Regions from separate parts of the Homo sapiens genome. Here region 2 is linked to region 1. The links are chromatin loops, found by intact Hi-C in ENCODE. Cell type or tissue: endothelial cell of umbilical vein. All regions are shown on one strand. Each heading gives the region's core, and the rest is flanking DNA. Links, peaks and the distances in the headings are about the cores only.

Region 1 (6,170 bases), core at 462-5,461:
GCAGCTCTCTCTGACCTTTTCCCATCTCTGATCCTCCCGTCTCTGGCCCCTCATCCTCCCACAGGCGTAGCCATACAAACTAGAATCCCTCTTCCCCAAGGTGGTTTCTGGAAACCAGAACCCTTTTTTCCCAAAGCCAGCCATAAAACCTAAAAATGTCACTTGAAATTTCCCCTTTTACATCTTTCTATGTTAAAGCTAAACACAAAGAAATTCTCAGCTGGGCATAGTGGCTCATGCCTGTAATCCCAGCACTTTGGGAGGCCAAGGCAGGAGGATCACTTGCGCCCAGGAGTTCGAGGCCACCCTGGGCAACATAGGAGGACCCCATCTCTGCAAAAAATAAAAAATTAGCTGGGCACGGTGGCATGCGCCTGTAATTCCAACACTTAGAGAGGCTGAGGTAGGAGAATGACTTGAGCCCAGGAGGTCAAGGCTACAGTAAGCTGTGATTTCACCACTGTACTTCAGCCTGAGAAGGGAAGGGGAGGGGAGGGGAGGGGAGGGGAGGGGAGGGGGGGGAAGGGATCCTCTGACCTACCTTGTTTGACTGTAGGTCATAAGACCCCCATTCCAGAGAGGGTCCTGCCCTATACCCAGAAGGAAGGAACGCTGCTCAGAGAGGCCAAGAAGAATCTAGACAGACAGGCCTTACTGGGTCTTCCCACTCAGTCCATTAGACACATTTTGTCCAGTTGTATTATCTACATGGCTGCCCATACTTCACTGAACCTAAGCATAAAAATAGACAGTTTGCCTGTATCTTTGGGTCTTTATTTTGAAGGCTCCTGTGTCGCATAAAAGTATGATCAAATAAATTTGTATGCCTTTTCCTCTATGAATGTACTGATTTTGTCAGCTAATTTTCAGCGAACTTTCTGAGGGCAAAGGCAAAGATTTCTCCTCGCCCTACAGGTGCATCAGCCAACAAGAAGTCCCTCTATTTGCAGGTCCTCTTTGTCCTGTCAATTTCTTTCTTTTAATTTCTTTTTTCTTTTTTTGAGATGGGGTCTGGCTCTGTCGTGCAGTGGGAAGATCTCGGCTCACTGCAACTTCTGCCTCCTGGTTCAAGTGATTCTGGATTCTCCTGCCTCGGCCTCCCAACTAGCTGGGGCTATAGGCGTGTGCCACTACACCAGGCTAATTTTTGTATTTTTAGTGGAGATGAGGTTTCACCATGTCGGCCAGGCTGGTCGCCAATTTCTGACAGAGGCCAAGTGTCCCATATAAGTGAAATATTTACTTAACCCAAGGCTCAATGTGTTCCTAAATTTGCAAGCAGTCCTCTTCCTCATTTGCAATAAAGCAAAGTTCATCCTCCCCTGAGCCGAGGCAACCGTGAAATTGACAAGCCAGGAGCTGGGAAATGACCGATGCAAAGAAGAGCAATGCCCTTTAACGCTTCAATAGAAAAAAAACGTAATTACATCCTCCTAGGCCATGAAGGCATTGAAAATCTATAAGGACAATGAGCTTAGACTTGATTGTTCGAGTCATCAAAAAAACCCAGAATATATATATATTTTTTTCCAGAAAAATGTTTCTGGGTAGTATAATTTGAGGTAAATTATACTAAAATATAATTCCCTAGAGAAGAAGGAAATTGGTTTGAGGTATTGGTTATTTCCCTCTTGTTGCAGAAACAAAAGTGGTGATTTAGAATTCAGAGACCAGGAGATACCTAGGAGGTGAGAGCCATCTGTTAGATCTGTTAATGTTTCTTAATAAACTGGGGGCCGGGCGCGGTGGCTCATGCCTGTAATCCCAGCTCTTTGGGAGGCCGAGGCAGGCGGATCACCTTAGGTCAGGAGTTCGAGACCAAATTCGCCAATGTGGTGAAACCTCGTCTCTACTAAAAAAAAAAACAAAAATAGCCGGGCATGATGGCGGGCACCTATAATCCCAGCTACTCGGGAGGCTGCGGCAGGAGAATCGCTTGAACCTGGGAGGCAGAGGTTGCAGTGAGCCGAGACTGCGCCACTGTACTCCAGCCTGGGTGGCAGAAGGAGACTCTGTCTCAAAAAAAAAACAACTGGGAACCACGGCTCCTCACTCAGCTGGAACTAGGGGTCTCGGTAGTGAGCCACTGATGAGGGGCAAGTCTGAGGGCCCCTTCCTGAGTCTGACCACGGTGAAGTGGCCTGGGGTGCTTTCTGCAGGGGGCACGCCAGCTCCTTCAGCAAAACCCAGGACAGATTTCAAAGCGTTAAAACCAGAGCAGCCCACATGGCGGGGTTTTATGAAGTCGAACGTGTGTCCAGAGCCCAGGGGTGAAGTTTCCCCTTGTGGCCAGGTGAACAGCCCCTTCCTCATTTCATGTGTGATGGATGGAAGCACCTACCTGTGGGCATCCAACCCCCAACCCTTTCAGTTCCAGATACTGACCTATTTTTATTGTGGTAAAATATACGTAATACAAACTTTACAATTTTAACCATTTTTAAATGTGCCGTTCAGTGGCATTAAGTATATTCACAGCGTTGTGCAGCCATCTCCAGAAGTTTTTCAGATTGCAAAACCGACCTCTGTACCCATTAAACAGTAACTTCCTATTCCTCCCCTCTCCATCTTCTGGTAACTCTGTTTTGCTTTCTGTCCCTGTCGGTTTGACAATTCTTCGTAGCTCGTATAAGAGGAAACATATTATTTGTTTTTTTGTGACTGGCTTATTTCACTCAGCATAAGGTGCTCAGGGTTCATCCGTGGTGTAGCATGTGTCAGAATTCGCTTCCTTTTTAAGGCTGAGTAATGTTCCATTGTATGGAGAGACCACATTCATCCATCAGCGGGCACTTGGGTTGTTTCCACTTTTTGGCTACTGTGACTCACGTTGCTGTGACTAAGAGTGTGTAAATATCTCCCCAAGTCCCTGCTTCCCATTCCTTTGGGGATTTACCCAGGAGTGAGACTGCTGGATCCCATGGCAATCCTGTGTGTAATTTGGGGGAAGCTCTGTGCTGTTAGATACTGATCTTTCCCACCTACTATTTCTGCCACAGGCAGCGCTTGCTCCACTCCTGAAGCAGGCAGGGACGCTGCCCACAGACATGCCTGCTGACATCTAGGAGTGGCTTAGCCTCATGAGCCCTGCTGGTGTGGGCTTCAGGTAACCCTGTGCTCCTTTGACTCCCAAGGTGGCTGGCTCACCCTGACCTTTCCTCCGTCTGCTTGGTTTGCCTTCGCATTCCGGGCTGGAGTGGGAGCTTAGCTCTGAAGTCCGGCTCACGTGTTTGGCCCCTAGGCCCCAGCCTCGCCCTCGGGTGTCCCTCCTCCTGCATACTTGGGGCTGGCTGATCTGCTCACTGGGACCCTGGAGCCTTGGTGGTAAGGTCAGCTGGTCTCTCTACTCAGGACCATGGGACAGGGAAGGAGGCTGGAATGGAGGACGCCTGCTGAGCACCTCCCACTGGCCTTGGGTGGTTTGAGGGGTTGGTGGCTACAGGCTGATTCTGGCTCTAGACTCATTTAAATCTCCTTGAATGTAGGTAGTCTTCAGGGAGTGGGTGTGAGTTCAGGTCAGGCCTAAGAGCCTGGAAAGCCAGGCATATGCTAAGGTTGGGATGCCGGAGAGAGAATAGGATCCTTTTAGATGTGAAGAAGGGCCCTGAGCTGGGAGCAGGGTTAGCAAAAGCCAGCCATGGAACCATGTCGCAGCCCTGGCAGGCACCAGTCTCCACGGGAAAGCAGAGAACAGGTCCAGGCTGAGGGCATAAGCCCACTGGGTTGGCCTGGGTTTGGGAAGAAACAACCACAGCCTAGGGCACAGGAGGGCCCCTGGCCCATCCTAAGCCTTTGACACAAGCTTTAGAGCAGGTTTACACTGCTCACTAGCGTACAGCCGCCCTCTAGAAGTCTGCCAGCCCTGGCGATGCTGATTTAGGAACTGAGCAGGCTGGCAGCTTTTCACACCTGCAGCTGGGAGGGATGAGAAGGTGCAATCTGGCAGGACAGCACCAACTGGCTCCAAACGAAGCCCCTCCCCAGCCCCACTGTCCCGACACTGCAGCCACCCGTGGCTTTGGTCATCTCTTTTGTCTAGAACTGAGAGTTTCTAGGGGCTGCTTGGATTCTGCACAATGACTGCAGGCTCCCTTCCACAGGCGTAGACATTACAGCCACGGCAGCAACCCTCTCCCACCTGGGTCCTCCCTTCCTGTGGTCCCAGGGTGTCAGCCCTGGCTGCCCATGGGGGTCCCCTGGGAAGTTTTAAGAAAGTATGTTTATTGCGGCACTATTCACAATAGCAAAGACTTGGAACCAACCCAAATGTCCAACAATGATAGACTGGATTAAGAAAATGTGGCACATATACACCATGGAATACTATGCAGCCATAAAAAATGATGAGTTCATGTCCTTTGTAGGGACATGGATGAAATTGGAAATCATCATTCTCAGTAAACTATCACAAGGACAAAAAACCAAACGCTAAATGTTCTCACTCATAGATGGGAATTGAACAATGAGAACACATGGACACAGGAAGGGGAACATCACACTCTGGGAACTGTTGTGGGGTGGGGGGAGGGGGGAGGGATAGCATTAGGAGATATACCTAATGCTAAATGACGAGTTAATGGGTGCAGCACACCAGCATGGCACATGTATACATATGTAACTAACCTGCACATTGTGCACATGTACCCTAAAACTTAAAGTATAACAATAATAATAAAAATAAATAAATAAATAAAATAAATATAAGGAAAAAAAAAAAAGAAAAGCTTTTCCCTGCACCCCGCTCCTAGAGATTCTGATTTTATTGGTCTGGGGGAGGGACTCAGTATTGTTATTTTTGAGAAGCATCTCAGGGTTTCTAGGGTACAGCCAAGGAGAAGAACCACTGCTGTAGACCCCTAGATCACCAGGTCTTGGTGGCTTGCAGATGAGTTCTTCAATTCACAATGGAACCTAAGGGTTTCGGTCAGTGGTTCTCATACCTGTATGAGAATCACCTGCAGGGCATGGAAAAACATGTCTGTAGGGCCTGGGAATTTGCATTTCAAACAGGTTACCAGGAGAGGCTGATGTTCTGGCTATGTGACTACACTTTGAGAGCCATAGATCTAGGCCCTCAGATCTCACAGATCTCATAGATCTAGGCTCGTAGCTCAACCTTAGTTCTTGGACTTAGGGTGATTGAGAGAAATAGAAGCAAGCTGTGTCCGTCACTGTACTTAATGTTTACAGCTTCATATTTTCACATGGCTTCGAAAGATCTGCCACTTTACCTCTGAACTATCGTGGGATAGAAACCCCAGCAGAGCAACTGGCCCATGGAAGGAGTTAATAAACGATCCTTCCCCCATATGCAGAATGGAAAATCGACTCTTAAGAAACTTCCACCCAACTTTTTCCCACCCCTCCCATGAAAAAGTTAAATCGTGAAAAGAAATATTTTGTTTAAAGTAACAGGATGTCTCCTTCCACCATGAGGGCCCACTTACAGACTTGAAAAGCCTGAATATTAGTAACATGCATTTATTTCTACATTAAAGTCATTTCTTAATGATGTGATATTTCAGTACTTGAGTTCGCCCAACGTCAGGAACCAAGCAGCCAAGCTGAGACCCTGATCACTCCCTCCTTTGTCTCTGGATGGGAGACTAGAATATTCAGAGGTTACAACCTGCGGCCAACAGAGCATTTTGACTCGTTATAGAAATGAGTGACTCATCCATGGGTCATTTACTCATCCGTCTCTCTTCCCCGACCACGAGGAAACTGCAGGGGACACACTTACTTTTCTTTAACTCGATGCACAAAGAACACAAATGTTGCTGATTCTGAGACCTGACTTCCTGTTATTAAAGAGGACATCGTACAATTTAACAGAACAAGATTTCTAAGCAAAGCAGAAGGTCTAATGATTTCAGAGTTTGCTTCCTACCTACAATTAACTAGGTCACAGCTGTAAAGGAAGAGAAAAAATAAATCACTCCAAACCAGGAGCACTCAATGTCATCGTGGCCAAAAAATAAACACTTCAGTTTTTCTTTTTTAAAAGAGGGGACTCTCAATTTAACAGAAACAAGCACATTTGATATACGCTAGAAAATAAAAAAAATCTGATCAGACAGTAGGCAAAAGCAGTGTCTCAGGCCCACTTATTTAATAGTTACACAAAACAGAGGAGTGAAAATAATGTACTTCATATCTAAAGGCTACAA
Region 2 (6,170 bases), core at 374-5,373, 300 kb before region 1:
GTGCTGCTCTCATTTCAGTTACTGCTACAGCCTCTCCCGGGCTGGAAGGGTGTGTCTCATCATTAACCAGTGCCTAAAGGATTTACTGCTTCATCAACAGACCGAAGCAAATATTTGTAAACTCAAAAGCTAAACAGAGTTTAATCTGAGCTGTCTCTGGGATTAATGAAGTAGAAGATGGATGGAACCTCTTTATTCTAGGTAGAAGGGCGAGATTTCAAAGGTTATTGATTGAGAAAACAGTAGCTAAGTGCTACCTGGAAAGGGTTGTCCAAACATGAGTTGGTGTAGGAGTCAAGGGGAAAACAGAGGTGATCTCAATACGGTTTGTGAAAGGCACATATATATATGTATGTATATATGTATATGTGTATATATATATATTTTTGTAAAGTTTCAGGCAACACTCAGATTTATTAGAGTATTCTGAATATTCTTTAGAAGACACAAACTGTTATGTAGCTTCCTCTAAAGCCAAAGCTCACACCAGTGGTTTTGAGGTAATAGGGCTGGGTGTGTGTTCCAGCACTGCCGTTTACCAGCTGTGGGGACTTGGGAAGGTTGTGTAACCTCTCGAAGTCTGTTTCCTCCCCTGTAAAATGGGAATGAAAACAGGACTTCTTCAGAAGTTGGGAGAATTAAAAGAGAACGCTTAGAAGATGCTTGGAAGAGAGGTGAGAATATATTAAGTGTTACATGAATACCAGTTACTCTTTCTATTAAAAAGTGAGGCTGGGGTGGTGTCTCACACCTATAATCCCAGCACTTTTGGGAGGCTGAAATGGGAGGACTGCTTGAGGCCAAGAGTTTGAGACCATCTTGGGCAACATAGCCAGACCTTGTCTCTACAAAAATTAAAAAAAAAAATTAGTAAGGCGTGGTAGTGCATGCCTGTGGTCTCAGCTACGCTGGAGGCTGAGATGGGAGAATTCCTTCAGCAGAGGGTGTTGAGGCTACTGTGAGCTGTGATTGCGCCACTGCACTCCAGCCTGGGCAACAAAGCAAGACCCCGTCTGAAACCCTCCCCCGCCACTATTCCTAGCCTTTACTAGGAGTCTGCACCCCAATTCAGAGAGCTTCAAAATGTAGATGAGAAAGTCCATTTCGTGGACAAGCAAGGAAACGTAGAATGCTTGCAGATGTACCACCCACCGTGGCCACATCAATTCAGGAAGCTCAGGAGGAGAAGGGTAAGGAAATGAGTTTTTAGAGAACTCCTAAACAGGAGCTTCCTACCTGCTGCACTTCATTGAATCCTCACAGAGACATCATTCCCATTTTCTTTCTTTCTTTTTTTTTTTTTTTTTTTTTGAGACAGAGTCTCGCTTTGTCACCAAAGCTGGAGTGCAGTGGCCTGATCTTGGCTCACTGCAACCTCCACCTCCCGGGTTCAAGTGATTCTCCTGCCTCAGCCTCCTGAATAGCTGGGACCACAGGCACACGCCACCACGCCCGGCTAATTTTTATATTTTTAGTAGAGATGGGGTTAGTAGAGATATAGTATGTTGGTCAGGTTGGTCTTGAACTCCTGACCCTGTGATCCACCTGCCTCGGCCTCCCAAAGTGCTGGGATTACAGGCGTGAGCCACTGCGCCTGGCCTCCCATTTTCATAGAAAAGGTCACAGAGTCATAAGGAGGCTGAACTGGGAGTCTAACTCTGCTATTCTGTCTTCTGCCTCTTGCATAAAAACTCAACACGGGTAGGAGCTTTCTGTCTTGATCTCAGCTGGGCTGCCCTGGTAAACCTGTGTAGAAAGCAGTCACATCGACTCCCAAGTGGGGGCTCTTTGCGTGATAGTGCAAGCATCAAAACCTAAGAGAAGGAAGCAGGGCAGGGGCTCTTTGGATCACCCAGGCTGGAGTGCAGTGGCGTGATCTCAGCTCACTGCAACCTCCGCCTCCTGGGTTCAAGTGATTCTCCTGCCTCAGCCTCCCATGTAGCTGGGATTACAGCGCGCCACAACGCCCGACTAATAGAAGCCTCTGGAGCCCCTTCCACGTGCACGGTGGTGTGGGAGAGACACGAACAGCAGACATGCATCCAGTGCTCAGACCTGCCTGCCGGGAGGCAGAAGAGAGCAGGCCACAAGAATAGGCCGGGCCTGGTGGCTTTCACCTCTAATGCCAGCACTTTGGGAGGCCCTGGCGGGAGGATTGCTTAATGCCAGGAGTTTGAGACTATCCTGGGCAACACAGCGAGACCCTATCTGTAAAAAAAAAAAAACAAAAAATAAAAAAATTAGTTGGATGTGGTGGTAAACGCCTGTAGTCCCAGCTGCCCAAAAGGCTGAGGCAGGAAGATCCCTTGAATCCGGGAGTTTGAGAGTACACTGAGCTATGCTCACACCACTGCGCTCCAGCCTGGGTAACAGAGTGAGACCCTGTCTCTAAACAGACAAAAAAAAGAATGAGACAGGTAGTAGTTGCCGTAGAAGGTGGAAGGTGGAACCCACAGCCGGGAGCTAACTGGGTAATTAACGTGAATTGTAGCTGGTCACATCCAGTTTTTTTTTTTTCTTTTTGAGACGGAGTCTCACTCTGTCGCCCAGGCTGGAGTGCAGTGGTGTGATCTCAGTTCACTGCAACCTCTGCCTCCTGGGTTCAAGTGATTCTCCTGCCTCAGCCTCCCGAGTAGCTGGGATTATAGTGCGCCACCATGCCTGACTAATTTTTCTATTTTTAGTAGAGATGGGGTTTCACCATGTTAGCCAGGCTGGTCTCCAACTGCTGACCTCAAGTGATCTGCCCGCCTTGACTCCCAAAGTGCTGGGATTACAGGCGTGAGCCACTGCACCCAGCTGGGTGACTTTTTTTATTGCCTCTCTGAGAAGGTTAAGCCTGCCTCTGAATTATTGTCAGGAAAACAGTGTCATCAGGTCAGTTCTCCAGCAAAAAATCTTTCCTCCCAGTTATCGGGAGGAAATGATCTACTTGAATGATACTAAAGATAGAATCTGTTGTTTTTGGCGACCTTATGAGCACATTTCAATCCTAATCCAAAGGATTTTCATTGAACTAGTTCACTAATAATCTGGCCAACGAGGAAGACAAAAAGGGCTGACCCTAAAAAGACAATTCCCATCCAAGCAGAGAGAGAGATGGAGTTACTCACGCCAAGTCAGAAAGTCATTTTCGGGGGCATTTGGAAATCTTTGGAGTGAACTTCCCGATGCTATGAACATTGTTTGAGACCCTGGAGACACTGCCTGTGTCACTGTGGGTTTCCCAGCTTCCAGCCGGGGAACTCCAGACTCCAGCCGGGGACAGCTGGGTGTGGAGGAGCGGATGTGGAGGCAACGCCAGCAGCACAAACAGCAGCTCTCCTCCCGGCCGGCAGACACATGGAAGGACAGCCTCTTTCAGCCTCATTCAGCCGCGAGCCAGAAATGCTCCAATTGTTCAGAAGACCCTGGGCGACTCAGCACCGGATATGAGCGCACATTCTGCCAGGAGGACGTTGTCAGGAGCCACGCGTGGCTCATCTGTTTTTGACACAGAGGGGATATTGATGACCAGCCACTGATTTCAGAAGACAGAGAAGGGGTGCTTTCCTCTCTGGAAGGAGGGGAAACTTCAAAGCAAACAATGCTCCAAAGAAGAAAGGAATCGGTTGTTCTAGAACTAAAGAAGGGAAATGACAATCCGTCTCTTTAGACCTTAGAGAAAAAAAAAAAAAAATGAAGAAGGCGGTATATTCCCAGCAGATCAGTAAAAGCTGTAAGGAAAAGTTTTGGCAGACATCCCAGGAATAAATATGAGGAAAAGGTTAGAATTCTTCTTTATGATAAAAAGATATTTATTTCCTTGACAAATCCTCAGTGATGAATTCCTTACATAAAAGATGTCCCAGGAGACCACGGGAAATAATGCCACATTGCAGACTGCAGGATAAACGTGTCATCTCTGGGGACTGTTATAGAGAATTAGATGTGATTTTTAACATGAAAAAATGCATGCTTGGAGAACTTTTCATCAGGCTTAGAAATTTTAGAAATAAAATAGTTCATTTCAGAGAGCATTGAAATTGAAGCTCTTTGAAAACCAAGCACCTTTTGATGGTGGCTGGGAGTCTCTGGAAGAGCTTTGCTTTCTGGCTAGATTCCATGGCTCACTGGCACTCGGTGAAGAGTGCAAATGTAATTTAACAGAGAGAGAGGAGAATGGAAAAAAATAACTGAACATTCATTTTAAAAAATTAGCAGCATCCAGTAAAATACCCAGCTGAAACTATGGTTTGTAAATCCTACAGTTTCCATTTCTTAGGCTGTGAAATGAGGGAGCTGACCTATCTTCTGGGTCCAAGCTTGTTAGGCTATTGCAATACCAACGTTTGCAGGTTAACTGTGAATTTCAGTCATCCTCATTCTGTGCTCCCAGCAAAGGAGCACTGCAACAGAGGGCTGGCCCTAAATGGGAACAGAGAAACGCTCGTGGGAAGTGATAGTTATATCTCTTTTTAGTATTTAAAATTTCATCACAGTCCTACCCAGTCAGGAGGCTGAGGCAGGAGGATCGCTTAAGCCCAGGAGTTTGAGGCTGGAGTGAGCTAGCATTGCACCACTGCACTCAGGGCGACAGAGCGAGACCCTGTCTCAAAAAAAAGTTATCATTGGAAAGTCATTCATTTAGGTTATACATTGTCATTTGGTCCTGGTTCCCTTTAGTGGGCAAATGCTCCTTTATTAGTAACACCTCAGGGGATAAATATAGCTGTGTAAATGACTTTGTCTTTATTTCCCCCAAAATAAGAACAGAAAGGGATAACGACTCTGTCTCCCTCTCAATTTTGACTCAGGCCAGTCCTGCTCAAACATGTCCAGAACCATCCATTCCCCAGAAAGAGATTTCGCAGCTCTCCCTGGGCACACGGTCCAGCATAAACAAACCCTGGCACAATCCGACTTTGGCTGCGCCCTGGGGCAGAGCAGAGGCTATGACCAAAATTAAGGCCCCTGGAATCCTGTCCATTGTTAGACCTAAAAGGAGAGGCCACAGGCCATGGGTAATGGAGGACTTTAAAAGGCCAGGAACAGAGATACAGGGAGGAGAAGGAGGAAGGACAAAAGAGAAGGGATGAAGACAAAACCGAAAAACGTCGTGTGATTTATATCAGCGCAAGGCAGTGAATTCTGAGCTGAACACAGCCGCCATCATGACGCTGACAGAGCCTATCAGCTCCCCTCTCTGTTTGGAGAGATGTCAGATAGCTGGCACTCTCATTGTTACATTAGTTATTAATAAACTCCTTAACAATGGGAGGAAGTGCTAGCATTCAGAGAATGGGAGTGTGTCAACAGCTGAGGACTGAATGTGGACGGATCCCAGGCAATGCCAGGCCCATGTTTAGCACAACCTGTTTTCTCCCAGAACAGAAAGTGTCAGAGCCAGGGTACAATGACAGACTGCAAGTTTTGTTTCATTTCTCGTTTTTTAAACCCAAGATCCATCACCAGATTCTTCGCAATCTTGCTGATCACACTGCAGATGACTCAATGGCCATCTCAGTAATCACACAGCCAAATTCCTACTTGAAAACACAACATATCCCTTAGTTTTACAGAGAATGGGTCGTTTATGGCCCTAGACTTCTAGTCGAGAAGCCAAGATCAGCCTCATCATCTCATTTAAGAAATGCTGCAGTCCCATTTATTCGTTTCAGTGGTTAATACAACAAGCCACACGTCCCTGCAGCACACTGGGTATTTCCTAAGTGGGTTTGTGCTATTTTCCTTAAAAAGCCTGAGAACAAAAACTAACTCTCCTAACTCCCATTGAAATCAGAACTGTTCTCTGATGGCTTGGCCAGGTGTGGTGGCTCAAGCCTGTAATCCCAGCATGTTGGGAGGCCGAGGCAGGCAGCTCACTTGAGCTCAAGAGTTCGAGACCATCCTGGCCAACATCATGAAACCCCATCTCTACTAAAAATACAAAAATTAATTAGCCAAATGTGGTGGTGGGCAACTGTAGTCCCAGCTGCTCAGGAGGCTGAGGCAGGAGAATCGCAGATAACCCGGGAGGAAGAGGTTGCAGTGAGCCGAGATCATGCCACTGCACTCCAGCCTGGGCGACAGAGCAAGACTCCATCTCAAAAAACAAAATGAATGAATGAATGAGCTGTTCTCTGATGGCAAATCCCCAAAACAACACTTAGAACAAATCTCAGGCTCTG

What was found. A loop is a pair of places that touch in the nucleus more often than their neighbours do. Peaks named below come from ENCODE experiments on the same cell type or tissue, not always from the same donor. Only the 100,000 strongest peaks of a DNase experiment are listed, where the experiment ranks them.
Region 2: it touches region 1 in a loop (13-fold over the local background); 1 of 110 quality-filtered maps calls a loop at or near these places.

Annotation. Positions count from the first base shown.
Region 1 is chr10:13,981,984-13,988,153 of GRCh38, forward strand. The region is part of intron 2 of FRMD4A (FERM domain containing 4A); the gene reads right to left. Among named protein-coding and RNA genes, the nearest start is that of FRMD4A-AS2, 6.5 kb to the right of the region's middle. In endothelial cell of umbilical vein, for the core only: no CTCF peak of the experiment used is centred there; a DNase peak (open chromatin) is centred at 2,788; H3K27ac peaks cover 2,688 bases.
Region 2 is chr10:13,681,208-13,687,377 of GRCh38, forward strand. The region is part of intron 15 of FRMD4A (FERM domain containing 4A); the gene reads right to left. Among named protein-coding and RNA genes, the nearest start is that of PRPF18, 97 kb to the left of the region's middle. RefSeq lists a silencer at 5,500-5,619. In endothelial cell of umbilical vein, for the core only: no CTCF peak of the experiment used is centred there; DNase peaks (open chromatin) are centred at 2,904, 3,384 and 5,264; H3K27ac peaks cover 3,408 bases.